2 separate regions of the Mus musculus genome follow, and region 2 is linked to region 1. Evidence: chromatin loops called from intact Hi-C (ENCODE). Cell type or tissue: left cerebral cortex. All regions are shown on one strand. Each heading gives the region's core, and the rest is flanking DNA. Links, peaks and the distances in the headings are about the cores only.

Region 1 (7,973 bases), core at 3,234-5,733:
GACTGTCCCAATATAAGTCCCTCACCCTTTTGAGACACCAAGGGCCAATGATGTTGTCCTTTAGGCCTGTGACAATGATATCCAAGGAGACATATTTTCTACTCAAGGCTAGAGGCAGGGTATGTTAGAGCTCAGCATTTTATTAACTTTGCAGTATCTAGCAGACATACTTTATGGTTTGTGGTTTGAGGTTCTCAGAGTTCCCTTGTTTCATTAAAAAGTAGGATGGCTTCCCCTCCCCCCCAACCCCCCCCCCCCCCCCCGCCCCGCTACATTTTTGCTTTGCTTTGTTTTGTTTCTCTGTTGTGTTTGGAACAGGGAGAGGGAAAGGAAAGAGTGTAAAGCGTCCTCTGTACCTTCCATTAATAACTGCAGATGCTCCCTGCATTCTGTGTGGCTTCTTACAGCCGAGGACTGGCTCACCGAACAGTGGAAGCCGCTCTCGGACTTGAGTCTCCTGATTTGGTCTGGAACTCAGCACCTCTAGGTTCTGTCTAGGGTGCCAGATGGTAGAGTGAGAAACAGTTTGTTTGCTATTGTCCCCTGCCTGAGATTCCTTCAGGTCTGTGAACCTACCTCCCGGCATCCTGACTCCAGACCAGAGGCATCGTGGGAACATCGGCTGAGAGTGGGAGACCTTCAGCCTGAATCTGACACCTATTCACTGAGTGGCCCTCTGTATCCTGTACTTAGTCCCTTAAACTGCTTGGATCAATATTGCACAATAAAGATCTGACAGGTTCAAAAGAGCATTAAGATCAGATAGCGTAGTTTTTGCCTTCTTTTCCCGGTCTCACGATGTATATATAACACTATGAAGGCAAGGTTGGTGTCCAACTCCCTGGGCTGTTGTTGGCAGAGTTAAGGGACAGTGTGATATATTTTACTTTGCATTATTGTGACCCAAGCCTACAAGAAACACCTTATAGGAGTAAAGATGCACTGCAGTTCATAATTTCAGTCCGTCATGGCAGAGAAAGCATGGCAGAATGGCTTGGTTCATGGCAGTAGGAGTGTGTATTGGAGACTGTTCCCATGGCAGCGGACCAGGAAGCAGAGAGGAGGGCAAGGACCGGGGTGGGGCTTATTTTCAAAGGCTTTGTTTATCATCCCAGAGCAGTGGTTCCCCACCTTCCTAATGCTGTGACCCTTTAATACAGTTCTTCATGTTGTGGTGACCCCAACCATAACATTATTTTTGTTGCTACTTCATAACTGTAATATTGCTGCTGCTATGAATCATGATGCAAATATCGGTGTTTTCAGATGGTCTTAGGCAACCCTGTAAAAGAGATGTATGACTCCCAAAGGGGTCGAGACCCACAGGTTGAGAACCACTGTCCTAAGGGTTCCACAGCTTCTCTGTAAAAGAAACACACTGGGGAGCAAGCATTTAGGAACGTGAGTCTCTGGGGACATTTCAGAGTTAAGCTATTACATCTAACACAATGAATCTAGGCATTGCCCAAATCCCAGAGTGAGGAGCTTCTTGCTTTTATTACTTGAGAGAGGAGATTCATCAAGTTGTAGTGGCTCACAGCAGGTCAAGCCTCTCATAGTCTTCAGCCCCTGTGCTAATAAAAGGAATGTAGCTGAAATCTATGAAGCTACGTGGAATGGTACCATAGATGCCTGCTCATAACTCAGAGGTTGAGTAAAGATGTCTACTCCCCAAGCAGAGGAAAAGCCAATGTTAAAAGAAAATGAACACATCCAAGCTTTCTTCTTGATTCTTCTCAGCTTTAGCAGGAACCTCACTTCCCCTAAACTTTCACTTTCCAAATGTGTTGTGAACAGAACCCGCATGCTGCACGTACCCATCTCTTAGGGCAGTTATGGCTTCCTCACTTCTAATTGCTACATACAGCCCAAAGTGTATTCATTATCTCCATTTTTCAAAAATTTCCTCCTTTGGCTTCTTACTGTCACTCTTGCCTTGATCCAGTCAGTTAAATTAGCCATTTTATTCAGTGTTTTCAGCCTATGCTGCAGTTGATCTTGTGCAATGTGTATTCAGATGCTGAGTTTTGACCCAAGATCCATCCCAAGATTAGGTTGCAGTCTGGACATGGGCATCGTACTGACCAATGTGCTGTAAAGAATGCTCCGCACTAACCTCTGATTGGATAAGAAAAGGCTATGACTGCAAAGGAGAGAGGAAGGTGCGACTTGAGACTGAGTAGGGAGATCTCAGGTATGGACCACGGGAGAAGGAAGAAGGTAGGGGAAGGAGGAGGTCTCCAGGAGGCAGGATGAACCATGAGGATGGACCATGAGCACATGGCCAAGAGAAAAACCTCCCTGAGGACACACATGGAACAGAACAAACAAAGTAAGAATCAGTTGGCAAGTAACACTGGGCCTGTGGCTGAGATGTGGGTTAGAATAGTTCAGAACCTGCCCAGTTTAGGCTTATAGCTTGTTAATAAAAATACCAGGTTTCTGTGTCTCTTATTCGGGAACTATATGGGCTAGAGTGGGGTAGATCCCTCCCCAAATTACATATGTAAGTCTGGCTTTATGATGGCTTTCCTTATACGATCTAATAGTGATACCACTTCTGGAAAGCTGCTAGTTTTTCAAAATTCCACTGGTTCTTATTTATCAGCCTCTAATGGAAAGACTGTACAACATAGCTGTGCCTTGCAACCCAGATGTACATTATATTTACTTGGGGAGCAGCTTTAGGAAACCCCAAAAGTTCAGGCCTCGTCCAGGGCTAATTATTCAAGTATTTATATTCTCCTCTCTCAAAGGTGTTTCAAGTGGGGATCCCATGATGCAGTTGGGTTTGGAGGATCCCCTCTGCATCTATGTTAGCACCAACTCCTGAACCACATCTATCCTTTTCCCTGAGGTGAGCCCCATTCACTCCATCTTCCATAGCCTTTGTTTCTCACTTAGGCTCTGGGGTCATTCATTTGGGCCAGGTTGTTGCCCAATTGCTGACCTCTAACCCCAAGGGAAATTACATTGCTAGAGAAAGACACGCAGTGGTGATCAGGGTGTCTAACTCCATCTGAGACCCCAGTGCTAGTCAGCAGTGATCAAAGCTGCTTCGCTGCATCTATTGCTCTCAGTGGCTGTTTCAAAGTGCTCCCAGCTCCCCCAAGTCCCTAACGCACCCCTTCCATCCTCTCTTGTCATCCACCACAGTGTTGGGTAGTACACAGTGTTGGGTATGAAAGGTGGTACACAGTGTTGGGTATGAAAGGTGGTATACATCCTTATTGCTAATCTTGGTTAATTGTGCAACTCTTCTGCAATTTTATATTATCTAGAAGTCAGTAAACTATGCAGATCTGGTGTGTGGGTAAAACCCTTGTTGCACTAGCGTGAGGGCGTGAGCTCAGAGTCCCAGAGCTCAGGCTCACATTAATGTTCCCAGTGTACCTATGGCAAAATGGGAGGCAGAGACAAGAAAATCCCTGGAAACTCATGGGCCAGCAAGGCTAGCTATCCACCACAGTGACAAAAATACCCTGCCTCTGACTAGGTACAAAATAAGGACTAGGACATAAAGGGGTCGGAGTACAATTTCAGGAGTTGGTCCTCATTTTCCACCTAGTTGGAGGCAGAGGACATCCAGGGATAAGGAACTGGCACACTTGTATAGAGCACACTACCTCAGTAAGCCAGGCCACCAGCTTGCCTGTGAATAACAACTGTATGACCAATAGGGGGTTGGAGGACAATTTCAGGTGTCACACAGACAGACAGACAGACAGACAGACACACACATCATATAAACATACCATACACACTACACACATACATACACACACCATATACACACTACACACACACATACATACATACATGCACACACACACACACACACACACACACACACACACACTCTACACACATACAGTGAAATAACTTTTTAAAAACACTATCCCAATTATATCATTCTCCACTTTAAATCCCTTTCATGGATAAATCTCATAAATATTAATAAGGCCAGGCATATACCTTGTGATTATGTCTTTGCATACATCTCATAGCAAGCTCCTGGTTATGGTAATAAAAGCTCCACTGGCTTTCTCTTGGTCTCTCAAGTGCAACAGGTTCTTTATCTGTCTTGGAACATCATCTGAAAACTCTCTTCCCCTGAACAATGCCCCTGTGAAATAGTGTAGGGTACATAACACTTTTGTCGTGGACCATCCTGCCACCTCAGTAGCTTGTACTTAAAAGACTTATTGCAGGTCAGGTGGTTTTGCTTCCAGAAAGAACTCAGTCCAGGAGTCTTCCAAAACGAAGTGCCTCCGTATTCAAAATGTGGCTTGTTGTGCATGGTGGCACGTGCCTTTGATCCCAGTATTCGGGAGGCAGAGGCAGGCAGATCTGTGAGAGTTTCGACCAGCCTTGTTTACAGAGTGAGTTCCAGGAGAGCCACAGCTATAGAGTGAGACCCTGTCTCAACAACAAAATGAGAGAGGTGTGTAGAGCGGGGCGGGAGGAGGGGAAGCTTTCGTGGTTGCTGCAGAAGGCAAAAGCTAGTGTGGGAAACTGCAACCGCGCATGGGGTGACTTGGCTAGTTTTGAAAGTGTCTGGCCGTGTCTGCCCACTGGCCAACTGTCATAAGAACCAAGCTACAAAAGGACTGAAAAAAGAAAAAAGTTCTTCCTGTTTGCCCAAGAAGAGGAAATGAGATTGGCGCGCATTAGGACAGTTTTTTTTTTTTTCAAAGTTCTGGTTAATCTTATGCATCTTTAAAGATTCTGAATAAAAAAAAAAAATACTTCCATACAAAGGCTTTCCAGCAACTCTAACCTAAACAGGCACTCCTGATGCATCCCATTATAGCACGTTGATATACATTTTCAGTGTGAGCAAAATGAAAAGCTTGCAGTTTCTTTATGTAGAATCACCTAGAATTTATTTCCATTCCTAAACTGTAATCTCAATAAGGAACAAGGATGGCATCTGTCTTGTGTGCACTGTGCCCTTGACACCTACCACAGTAATTGGCACATAATGGGAATGAAAGTTGTTGCACGAACAAATGAACAATTGCACACAGCTGTTGATCAGCTCTGCATAGCGCTGCTAAGTATGAAGTCACAGTGTAGCAGAACAGGCATGCCAGGCAGGTTCACCCAGGGAGCTGTGGGGCACCGATCTAATGGGGGCACCTAGATGTCTCCACTCTCTCTTTTTCTCTCTCTCTTCCTTTCTTCCTTTCTTTCTTTCTTTCTTCCTTCCTTTCTTTCTTTCTTTCTTTCTTTCTTTCCTTTCTTTCTTCCTTCCTTCCTCCCTTCCTTTCTTCCTCCCTCCCTCCCTCCCTCCCTTCTTTCTTTCTTTCTTTCTTCCTTCTTTCTTTCTTTCTTTCTTTCTTTCTTTCTTTCTTTCTTTCCTTTCTTTCTTCCTTCCTTCCTTCCTTCCTTCCTCCCTTCCTTTCTTCCTCCCTCCCTCCCTCCCTTCTTTCTTTCTTCCTTCCTTCCTTCCTTCCTTCCTTACTTCCTTCCTTCCTTCCTTCCTTCCTCCTTCCTTCCTTCCTTTCTTTCCTTCTTTCTTTCTTGATTTATTTATTATATGTAAGTACATTGTAGCTGTCTTCAGATACCTCAGAATAGTGTAGCCTCCCCCAGCCTGAAGCTGTACAGACCTTGTCAACACTGAGGTGGGGCCACCTGCAGTGCTGCTTTCGGACTTGGCTGGCTTCTTTTGAAGTGACAATTGCCCTGAGATTCTGCTACCTGCTGAGAGGCTGAACATGTCTTCCGGAGAGGTTCTTGAGGTAGCTGACTACCTGTGAAATTGGCGACTTACTGCTAATGGCTCTGCTCTGGCGGACTAGTGCTAACAACTTGGCAACAAAACAGCGCAGACTGCTAATAAACACTGAGCCTTGAACAGGGAATCATCTTGGCTCCATTATTTCTCTCGACCGGCTAGTTTCTCTCTTTCAGCTCCAGCCTGCTTCCCCGGTGTACGGTACCGGGTCCTTGTAAGCCTCGGGCCAGCTTGCTACAGAATAGGACATCAGATCTCATTTAGGATGTTTGTGAGCCACCATGTGGTTGCTGGGATTTGAACTCAGGACCTTCGGAAGAGCAATCAGTGCTCTTCACGGCTGATCCATCTCTCCAGCCCCTTCAGGTACTTTGGTACAAAAATCTGCCAACTATGGAGACTACCAAATATAGACCACTTTCTACTTTTTAAAGGCCCATGAGCTAAGGATGGGTTTTGCATATTTCAATGTTTGAAAAGATATTAAAACAATAATATATTATGGCATGTGAAATTCAAATTCCAATATCCATTAAGACATCTTAGGGGAACACAGCCATTTGTTATTGTCTTTCTGTTTTCTATTGACCACTTTCCAGAAAAATTGAGTAGTTATAAATGAGAGTCTACGGCTCACACAGCCTTGGATTTGCTATCTGTCCTCTAACAGGAAGATAGTTTGCCCATTCTTCATCTAATCCATGTGCAATTTAGAAGATCATTTTTGCATTGTTTATGCTCGTCTTTTCTTTTCTCATTATCACCTACTTCCGCTACAGAAATTAAGCTGTCAGTGCTACACTTGCAATACATTCTTTCCCAGTGAGTCCTCTCTTCCCGTCAGCCTCATGGGATTCGACAAGTTATAAGAGAGTGACTTTGCTGTTCTAACTAGTGTAGGGGACTTCATTACTAAATAACTTCTGTGCCTCAGTGTAACATTTACGATCCCTCATTGTCTTAAGGACACGGTTCATCTTCATTCTCAGTTTGCCCGGATTTGGAACCACCTGGGAGACACACCTGTGGGTGTCTCTTTAATGGCATCTCCAGGGAGGCTTAACAGGGAAGATCCACCCTAGCTGTGCTGGGTGTCCTGGATTTAATAGAAAGGAGACTGCTGAGTACCACAGTTTAGCGCTGTCTGCTTCTGACCACAGACACAACTTGACCAAGTGGTCTCCTGTTCCTCCATCTTCCCGCCTCCATGATACACTCTATCCTTAAAATGTAAGTCACTCCCCGACCCTGCCCAGGTCTTTCTTTTTTCTCTTTTGAGTGTTTTTAAGAAAAGGTTTCTCTGTGTAGCCCTGACTATCCTAGAACTCGATATGTAGACAAGGCTGGCTTTGAATTCACAGAGATCTGCCTGCCTCTGCCTCCTGAGTGCTGGGATTAAAGGTCAGTGCCACCACACCTGTTCTTTCTTTAGAATGCTTCTGTCAGGTGTTTTTGTTTTGTTTTGGGTTTTTTTGTTTTGGTTTTTTTTTTTGTTTGTTTGTTTTGTTTTTTTGTTTTTTTTTTTCCAAGAAGGAAAATAAAGATACACTCATCTTTCCTATACAGCTGTTTCCCTTACACTTCATTTAGCCTACCTGTTACTTAGGTCACCAGCATTTGATCTCCTCTAGACCTAGGCTCACAGCTTACCTCTGTGTGAAATGTCTCCAGTTTTGTCTTACTTGCCCTTTAAATTGGCTATCCAGATTTTCTCCTTGCCCTAAAAGCCTTGAGAATAATCGTTGCCATCTGTGCCATTCTCTAATGCTTAATACTGGTTCACAGTTTTGTTTAAATTCTTTATAGTTTCCTGTGCCTGTATACAAGTTGCCCATCTCTCGAGTTCCGTTAATAGCTTTTCAGGAGCAGAAATTGAATCTTATTTTATGATTCACCACACTCTTTGAGTTTCTTAAACATGAAAAATTGGGATGAGGATGTAGTTTAACTGGTAGACTGCTCGCCTAGCATTCATAAAGCTGGAGAGTTCAATCTCCCGCATGTCATAAGCAAGGCATGGTGGCACATACTGCGAATTCCAGCACTGGGAGGTGGTGCTAGACGTACCAGGGGGTCAAGGCTAGGCTGAGCTACACTCCCCACCTCCACAAGTTATTATTTCAGATTTCTCATCCGGAGCCAGAACCTTGACTTTTTGTGTATAGGAGCTACCTGTATTTAATTTTTAAACGTAATTTAGTTTTGCCTTGTGTGAGCGATACATGCCCTT
Region 2 (7,973 bases), core at 2,327-4,826, 1.9 Mb after region 1:
GTTTATTCAGCTTACACTTCCATACTGCTGTTCATCACCAAGGAAGTCAGGACTGAAACTCAAGCAGGTCAGGAAGCAGGAGCTGATGCAGAGGCCATGGAGGGATGCTCTTTACTGGCTTGCTTCCCCTGGCTTGCTCAGCCTGCTCTCTTATAGAACCAAGACTACCAGCCCAGAGATGGTCCCACCCACAAGGGGCCTTTCCCCCTTGATCACTAATTGAGAAAATGCCTTACAGCTGGATCTCGTGGAGGCATTTCCTCAACTGAAACTCCTTTCTCTGTGATAACTCCAGCCTGTGTCAAGTTGACACAAAACCAGCCGTACATACACCCAAAGAAAGAATGAAAACTCATTCATAGGATGTTAATATATGTAGATAATGGAAGTGAGTGCCTTCTTTCAGTCCACTCAGTTCTGTATAGTAACCTAATTTTGTATAAAATTATTTAAATAACTTAAAAATTATGATTGTTTTATAAATTTACTGCTATTATCCGTATTATTATAAATAACTTTTTTTTTACTTATTCATGATTATAGGTGATTCTGCAGACATGTCAGGTAAGGAAAACTTTTTGCTTTAGTTATACAATGGTACATGCAAATATATTCCTCCTCTAAAAGTCCAAGCATGTTACTGCTCCACATACGGCTTATAGGATATTAATGACAAATAACATCATTTTTTAATCTTCAATAATAATCATATTTTTAAAAAATGGTGTGTGGACTGGGAAGATAGCTGAGTCAGTAAAATGCTTGCCTCACAAAGGTGAGTACCTGAGGTGAAGATCCTCTGTGAGAACACCAGGCATGCGGGCGCACACAATTCCCGGCAGGAGGACGAACCCTGGGGTTTGCTCCTCAGACAGCAAAGCCAATGGGAAAGCTCCAGTGTCAAAAATAAGGTGGACAGTACCTGCAGAAGAGGGAAGCCACGTCACCCTCTAGCCTCCACACACAAGTACACATGTGTATCCCTACACATGTGCGCGCGCGCACACACACACACACACACACACACACACACACACACACAGAGTAATAAGTGTTTTGACCTCTAAAGTGTGCCTGGAGCTATTCTGAAGATTTTTCTTCCATCACATATAGTCATCACACAAATTGTTGTCACTAACCTGCTAATATATAGCTAGTACAAAATGTATTAATTTATAAGCTATTTCTGTTGTTGAACACATAGCAATAAATCACACACATGTTTAAAAGTAATTTTTATAACTAATTTGACCATGGCTTCATGAACTTAAGAAAGCAATTAAATTAATATATTTCTATTTTTATATGTCCATTGTTTTCATATACTGTAATATATCTATGCTTTTCAACTATACTTTCATTTTTGTAATACATTAAGTATTAGCAATTTAGTAAGAAAACCTTCCCCAGAGATTTCTGTCCTGTGCTCCTCATTAGAGAGCAGTATGCTTCTATGCTTGACTACTCTGCTAATTAACACACTGCCGCCGCCCTTGGGCCAAGTGCAGCCCAGCACTTGCTTTGTATAGCACATGAGCTGAAGATGGTTGTTTTCTTTTGTTTCTTTTTCTTAGTTAAACCAGTTTGAAAAGTTGAGAAAAAAAAATCAGAAAACTCATGATAACAAAAATCATATGGAATTCAAACTTCTGTATCCATAAATAAAGCATTATTGGGCACAGCCGTGCTCTGCAGGACATCACAGTAGCTTTGGTAATATCTTGGCACAGTGGAGTGGTTACATCCATCTCTCTCTGAGACTAGATAGGACATTTCAGCACTGTGCACAAGTATAGTTCCACAGTGGGATTTCACAGATCATAAGCACTAGAGGCCTGTTGTATAGCATTTTATAGAAGTAACTTTATGGGGGGTTCTGCCCCACTCTAGCATACATAGCTCCCAAATAAAAGACAGAAACCTGGTATTTTTATTAACAAGCTATAAGCCTAAACTGGGCAGGTTCTGAGCTATTCTAACCCACATCTCAGCCACAGGCCCAGTGTTACTTGCCAACTGGCTCTTACTTTGTTTGTTCTGCTCCATGTGTGTCCTCAGGGAGGTTTTCTCTTGGCCATGTGCTCATGGTCCATCCTCATGGTCCATCCTGCCTCCTGGAGACCTCCTCCTTCCCCTACCTTCTTCCTTCTCCCGTGGTATTTAATTTATCAAATAATTGTGATAATTTTCCCTCCCCTGCTTTTTTAAGGCAAGAGCTGATATATCTAAGGCTAGCCTTACATTCCCTATACATACAAGGGTGACTTTGGAGCTCTCATTCTCTTGTCCACACCTGAGTCCTCCGAATATAGAAAGAAGTATGCCAGCACACCTGGTTTTTACATCATCCTGGGAGTCAGAATCTATGCTGTATGCATACTAGGCAAGCACTCTACCAACTGACGTAAATTCCAGTCCCCAGAGTTCTCACATATAAGTAATTCATTTTATTATTGGTAAAACTTTTATATATCCATGCTTTACAGTTGGATAAACCGAACAAAAGCTCCGTCTCTCTCATTTAACTGCTTTATTTGAAGGGTTCTTAGATTTATCATGGTGTAAAATGTCCAAGTTTATCAGGATTTATTTTTTAAAGACCAGAATTTCCTCCTGTATCAAATAATTCCAGGAAGCTTATCTTCTGTAATGTTTTTCCATCTTCACAGTTTATAATTTGAGCAAATGACTTTAGTGTGTTGAGTGTTTTCATAAGAGGGCTTATATCCTGAGTCTGAATTAGCTGCTGAGTTAACTTAATTTTTAGGGTATACATTGAAAAGAAGTTAATACAAAACTAACCTATGACATTTTACTTTAGAAAATAAGAGAAGCAGGGAGACGGAGTTCAGTAGTGAGCACTTCCTCAGCAAGCATGAAGCCCTCGCTCATTCCCCAGGAAGGGCAGGAAGGGATGCAGAGGGACTTAAGGAGCTGCAGATAAGGCCCTTTAAGAGGATCGGCATTATCTATGCAGTGCTGTAGTGATTTCAAGTGTGTGTAGCCTTTTCCCAGATTCCCATCTATGTAGTTAAATTTCCCATGGACATGATGCGTTCGTCTGGTCTGCCATTTGCTGCCTGTTGGTTGCATGTGCTTTGCATTGCTTTCCGAGGATATCAGTGTTGTTTACTTGTGTGCATCATGTGCATCATGTGCATTGTGTTAAGTGTGTGTAGTTTCCATAGAACCTCTATGAAGACTGAAAAATGTAAAACTGAATTTCCCCACTCCAGAGCCTTGCATTACTAAGCCTGTGGTCTCCCACTGACATCTGCCTCCTGTACTTATGCCCACAGCTTGCTTTGACAAACTCTGAATATTGCCTGTTTTCTTTCTCTAAATGCTCTTTTCTTGAGAGTGCCATTTATAATGTATCCTGAAGGATTCTGTATTTTTTCCCCTTTCCTTTTCTTTTTATTTCCTTTTTTAAAATTTAGCTTCAGTTTTGAGCTATTATAAACTACATCCCTTTAGCACATAACTGTCTCCATATTCTGAGGTGGGTGTATGCTGGGTTCAGAAGTGGAAACGTGGAGATGGTTGTAACTCTTAGATTTTATCTTTGTGCAGCTACAGCCCCATCTGTCCACATCTGGGATGCAGTGAACAAGCAGACGTTGTCTATACTAAGATGCTCCCACTCAAAGGGTGTGTGTTCTGTCAGCTTCAGTGCTACTGGGAAGCTGCTGCTGTCTGTAGGGCTAGACCCCGAGCACACTGTAACCATTTGGAGATGGCAGGAAGGTAGGATGCTTTTCACTTATGTAATTAACAACAACAACAACAAACCACAAGAATATTAGGCAATATGGAAGCTGCCTTTTAGCATTTGTCTTAAATTGGTGATTGAAACCATTTTGGTTCTAGTCCTATAAAACACATAGCACACAATTAGCAGCACTGTATGTGACCCCTTTAAAAAGCCCTGTAGCCATAAACTCAGAAAACATGAAACAGTGAAGCCCATTTTGTATTTAGAATTACTTGCTATGATTTCCCTTTGGTAAGAAACCATGTCTGTGTTTTTGCTAATACTTTGTTTAGTTCTGAGTTATTTTAATAAAAAATGAAGATTTCCAGGCATGGGGGCACTTGCCTGTAATCCTAACCCTCAAGGGGATGAGGCAAGAGGATTGCCATGAATTTGAAGCCAGCCTGGGCTACATATCAAATTCAAGAAAACCTAAAATATAATTGAGGCCCTGTCTTTAAAACTGTACTAATATCCAGCCTAGAGCCTGGCACATGCTACATGGGTAATCTGCCACTGAACTACATCCTTTATCCATAAAAAGATACACACATACATGTAAACACTCACACATATACACACCCGTGAACATATAAAACACATATACACACACCCTACATATACACATAGCACATACTGCATAGATGACCTGTTTCAGAACCACATCCCGTACCTGTAAAAAGATACAAACATACACATCTGCACATATGACACACACTACACAGGTTGGCCTGCCACTGGCCTTTATCCCTTAAATGATGAAAAGATGCACTGTGTAGCCCTGACTGCCCTGGAATTCACTGCATACATACTACCTGGCTTCAGATTCACAAAGATCCACTTGCTTCTATCTCCCCAGAGTGCCAGGATTTGGAATGGAAACCCAATAAAATAAATTCCCTGACACACTCTAGACAGAACACTTAATTTCTATGAGAAATTAATGGAGCCATATAGAAAAATGTATGGTCCTTAAAATGTCCTCTAAATTGTCACAGAATAGCCCATTAAATATATCACTATGAACATGTATATACTGTGATTATAGGCCATGTGATTGTTAAGTAATTGTTTTAAACTATGCAATTTGAGGAAACTGTTAAGTCTGTTAATTAGCTTACTTCTTATACTAACCTGGAAAATTTTGTTGTGTCTTCTGTACCAGGGGCCAAAATTGCCAGCAGAGGTGGGCACAACCAACGTATTTTTGTAGCAGAATTTCGACCAGATTCAGATACCCAGTTTGTCTCTGTGGGTATAAAGCACGTGAAGTTCTGGACCCTGGCAGGAAGGGCTCTTCTCAGCAAAAAGGGACTTCTGAGCAGCCTGGAGGATGCCCGGATGCAGACGATGCTTGCTGTTGCATTTGGTGCAGTATGTCTGTTAAAGTGCTGTGTGATGGTGTGATCTTGAATTTGTCTTACTGTGTATTCATAAACAGCATTAATACTGACTGGGAACTGTAACCCGACAGTCATTACAAGTCCCTGTCAAGGACATAAATCATCTCTTTAAAAGTCTGATCCTTTAACCATTAAGGTGTGGCAGAAAGTGAATGAGGTCATTACTGCAGTGTTGGCATCCTTGGATCATTCCTATTCTCCAAGGCTTCATTGGCTGTGTGCTTGTCACCACTGCAAGCGACAAAGCTGAGCCTCCTAGTGCTTCCTCCTGCACCTCACGTGTGTTATCGGCAAAGAAGGGGAAGTGAAAAACCACATCCAGGTGGTTTCAGGGCAGATTTGGATGTAAAGTGTCCTTTGCTCTGTCACTGGGACCTGTTCATCTTGTGGTTGGAAGTGCTCTGGGCCACTGTCCCTTTCAGGGGAGCACAGTCCCTGCCTTAGTGGAGGAGTCAAGAGCCTCTTGCTTTCTGTCATTCCATCCACCTGTGTCTGACGATTATAATCGCATCTCTCTCCTTTAATACCCTGCCCTGGCTAGGCTTTTCAAACTCTTTGGTTCCACAGAAAACTAAGTGGACTTTTAAAAAATATGTGGGCATTATATATTAAGAAAGAAAGTTACACGGTTAGAACAGTTGAACACAATTTTTAAAAAACTAACAATATCAAACAAATGGAACCTCTTGTATATTTTTATATTTGTATATTTTGTATATTTTTTTTCTGGAGCAATCACTTGTTTCCAGAAAAAAATCCCATGTTGGAAAGACCCTGGCATTTGATCTGCCCATGCAGATGAACTTTCTTCATTTACTTTGTACCCAAGTGTCCATTTTTGGTCAAAATAAATTAGCAAACAAGCTTGACAGCTAATACAGGGGGTGGGGGAGGAGTAGCTTTTTAATATGCAAGACAGCAGTGTGGACAGAATGTCTCCTCACAAGATAAGTCTGTGTTCAGCACTTCTCAACTGCTGTAAGTACACATGAGAACAGAACCCTGCAGACAAACTTACGAGGAGCCATGTGAGGAGAAAAGGAGGAAGCACGCTGATGTTCACAGCTGAAGCATACTCTGACTGTAGCAAGGCACCAAATAATGACTTCCTACATCTGCAGGAGTTAGTGAGGTCTCTAACTTCACTGTAAGGAGATTTACTTTCTATAAAGAAAATCCTTAAATAAGGGGGGGTGTGCTGGAGAGATGGATGACTCAGTGGTTAAGAGCATCAACTGCTCTTCCAAAGGTCCTGAGTTCAATTCCCAGCAACCACATGGTGGCTCACAACCATCTGTAATGGGATCTGATGCCCTCTTCTGGTGTGTTTGAAGTCAGCTACAGTGTACTCACATAAATAAATCAAATCTTTAGAAAGGGAGGGAGGGAAGGAAGGAAGGAAGGGAGGAAGGAAGGAAGGAAGGAAGGAAGGAAGGAAGGAAGGAAGGAAAGAAGGGAGTGAGGGAGGAAGGGAGAGAGGAGAGAAAAGAAAAGAAGAGAAAAGAAAAGAGAAAAAAGAAAAAAAGAGAAAAGAAAAGAAAATCCTTACCAAGCTCATGTTATTTTCATCCCTATCTCTATCTGCCCCTTGTTTTTACTCCTAGTGTTTGGTGACCTTTGACTTAGTTACTGGACAGCCAAAGGCACCTATCAAAAGAGCAGTGCAAGCCAGATCTACAGTATTTTAGGAGAGATTTACCCAGGGCTAATCTCACTACTAAAGGACAGACTTGAGAAAGGGAAGAGCCTCCCGGAGCTAGGCCTCACTTCAGCCTCCTGCCCTGGGTCGTGTCTCCCAGCACCTGTTGCATGTGCTTTGTCAAAGCAGGTGACCTAGCATTCCACCCACATAGAGGATGACATCTGTGCGAGCTCTCTTTGAACTTTTGATGAGTTTGTCTCCCCCCTTCCCCACTCCTTTTCAGAATAACTTGACGTTTACAGGTACCATCAGTGGTGATGTCTGTGTGTGGAAAGATCACATATTGTGCAGAGTGGTGGCTAGAGCGCACAATGGGCCTGTGTTTGCCATGTACACCACCCTGCGAGACGGACTGATTGTGACCGGTGGCAAGGAAAGGCCGTGAGTCCCTTTTCATATCCTAGCTGTTTACACATTTGCTATCTACCCAAGGCTTAGTGAGGTGTTGGAGGCTCTTCCTTCTAGGCTGTGCAGGCTAAATTACTCATGTACTTCTCCTTCATTGTTATCTGTGTAGACTCTGGATTCTCTGAATTCTTGTCTTAATTCACTTTTCTGCATTTCATTTTTCATTTATTTTTTACATTTATTATGTGGGAAGGGATGGAGGAAGGTATGTGCCCCAGCCCATGTATAGAAACCAGAGGACAATCAGTGTAATAATGGTTCTCTCCTTCACTGTGTGCATTGAGGCCAAACCCAGATCATCGGGCTTAGAGTGTCTGTGCCCACTGTATCATCTTGCCAGCCCACTGTTGGACATTTTACACACACCTGAACTGCAGCCAGGGTTCTACTTGTCTGAGACAGTTGTCCCTCTGATTAAGAATAGTGTCCCAAGTCCATGTTTGTTTGCATCAGTATTGCTGACAGGACATGAAGGGAACCCTTTACTATAGAACCCAGGTTGCATCTTGATCCCCTGTTGTCTCCCCATTGTAAGGTTTCTGTAGCTATATGAGCAAGGAGAGAGAGAGTGCTGGAGACGGCCTTGCGAAATCGGTCTTCTAAGACCTTAAACAGAAGTGTGAGGAGAGACCTTCAAGTCACTTTCAAGTACCTACACTGTAACCAGATACTTAAAACTGATTTGTAGGCTGAGGTGAGGGCTCAG

Evidence for each region. A loop is a pair of places that touch in the nucleus more often than their neighbours do. Peaks named below come from ENCODE experiments on the same cell type or tissue, not always from the same donor. Only the 100,000 strongest peaks of a DNase experiment are listed, where the experiment ranks them.
Region 2: it touches region 1 in a loop (22-fold over the local background); 4 of 42 quality-filtered maps call a loop at or near these places.

What each region holds. Positions count from the first base shown.
Region 1 is chr12:100,725,829-100,733,801 of GRCm38, reverse strand. No RefSeq gene overlaps it. Among named protein-coding and RNA genes, the nearest start is that of Rps6ka5, 4.7 kb to the right of the region's middle. In left cerebral cortex, for the core only: no CTCF peak of the experiment used is centred there; a DNase peak (open chromatin) is centred at 4,549.
Region 2 is chr12:98,798,058-98,806,030 of GRCm38, reverse strand. It overlaps Eml5 (echinoderm microtubule associated protein like 5), which reads left to right. Exons shown (of 44, transcript NM_001081191.1): 33 at 544-564; 34 at 3,574-3,747; 35 at 4,920-5,128; 36 at 7,083-7,240. It overlaps Gm35463 (a long non-coding RNA gene), which reads right to left and starts at 3,577. Exons shown (of 3, transcript XR_381823.4): 1 at 784-3,577. In left cerebral cortex, for the core only: no CTCF peak of the experiment used is centred there; DNase peaks (open chromatin) are centred at 3,300 and 3,554.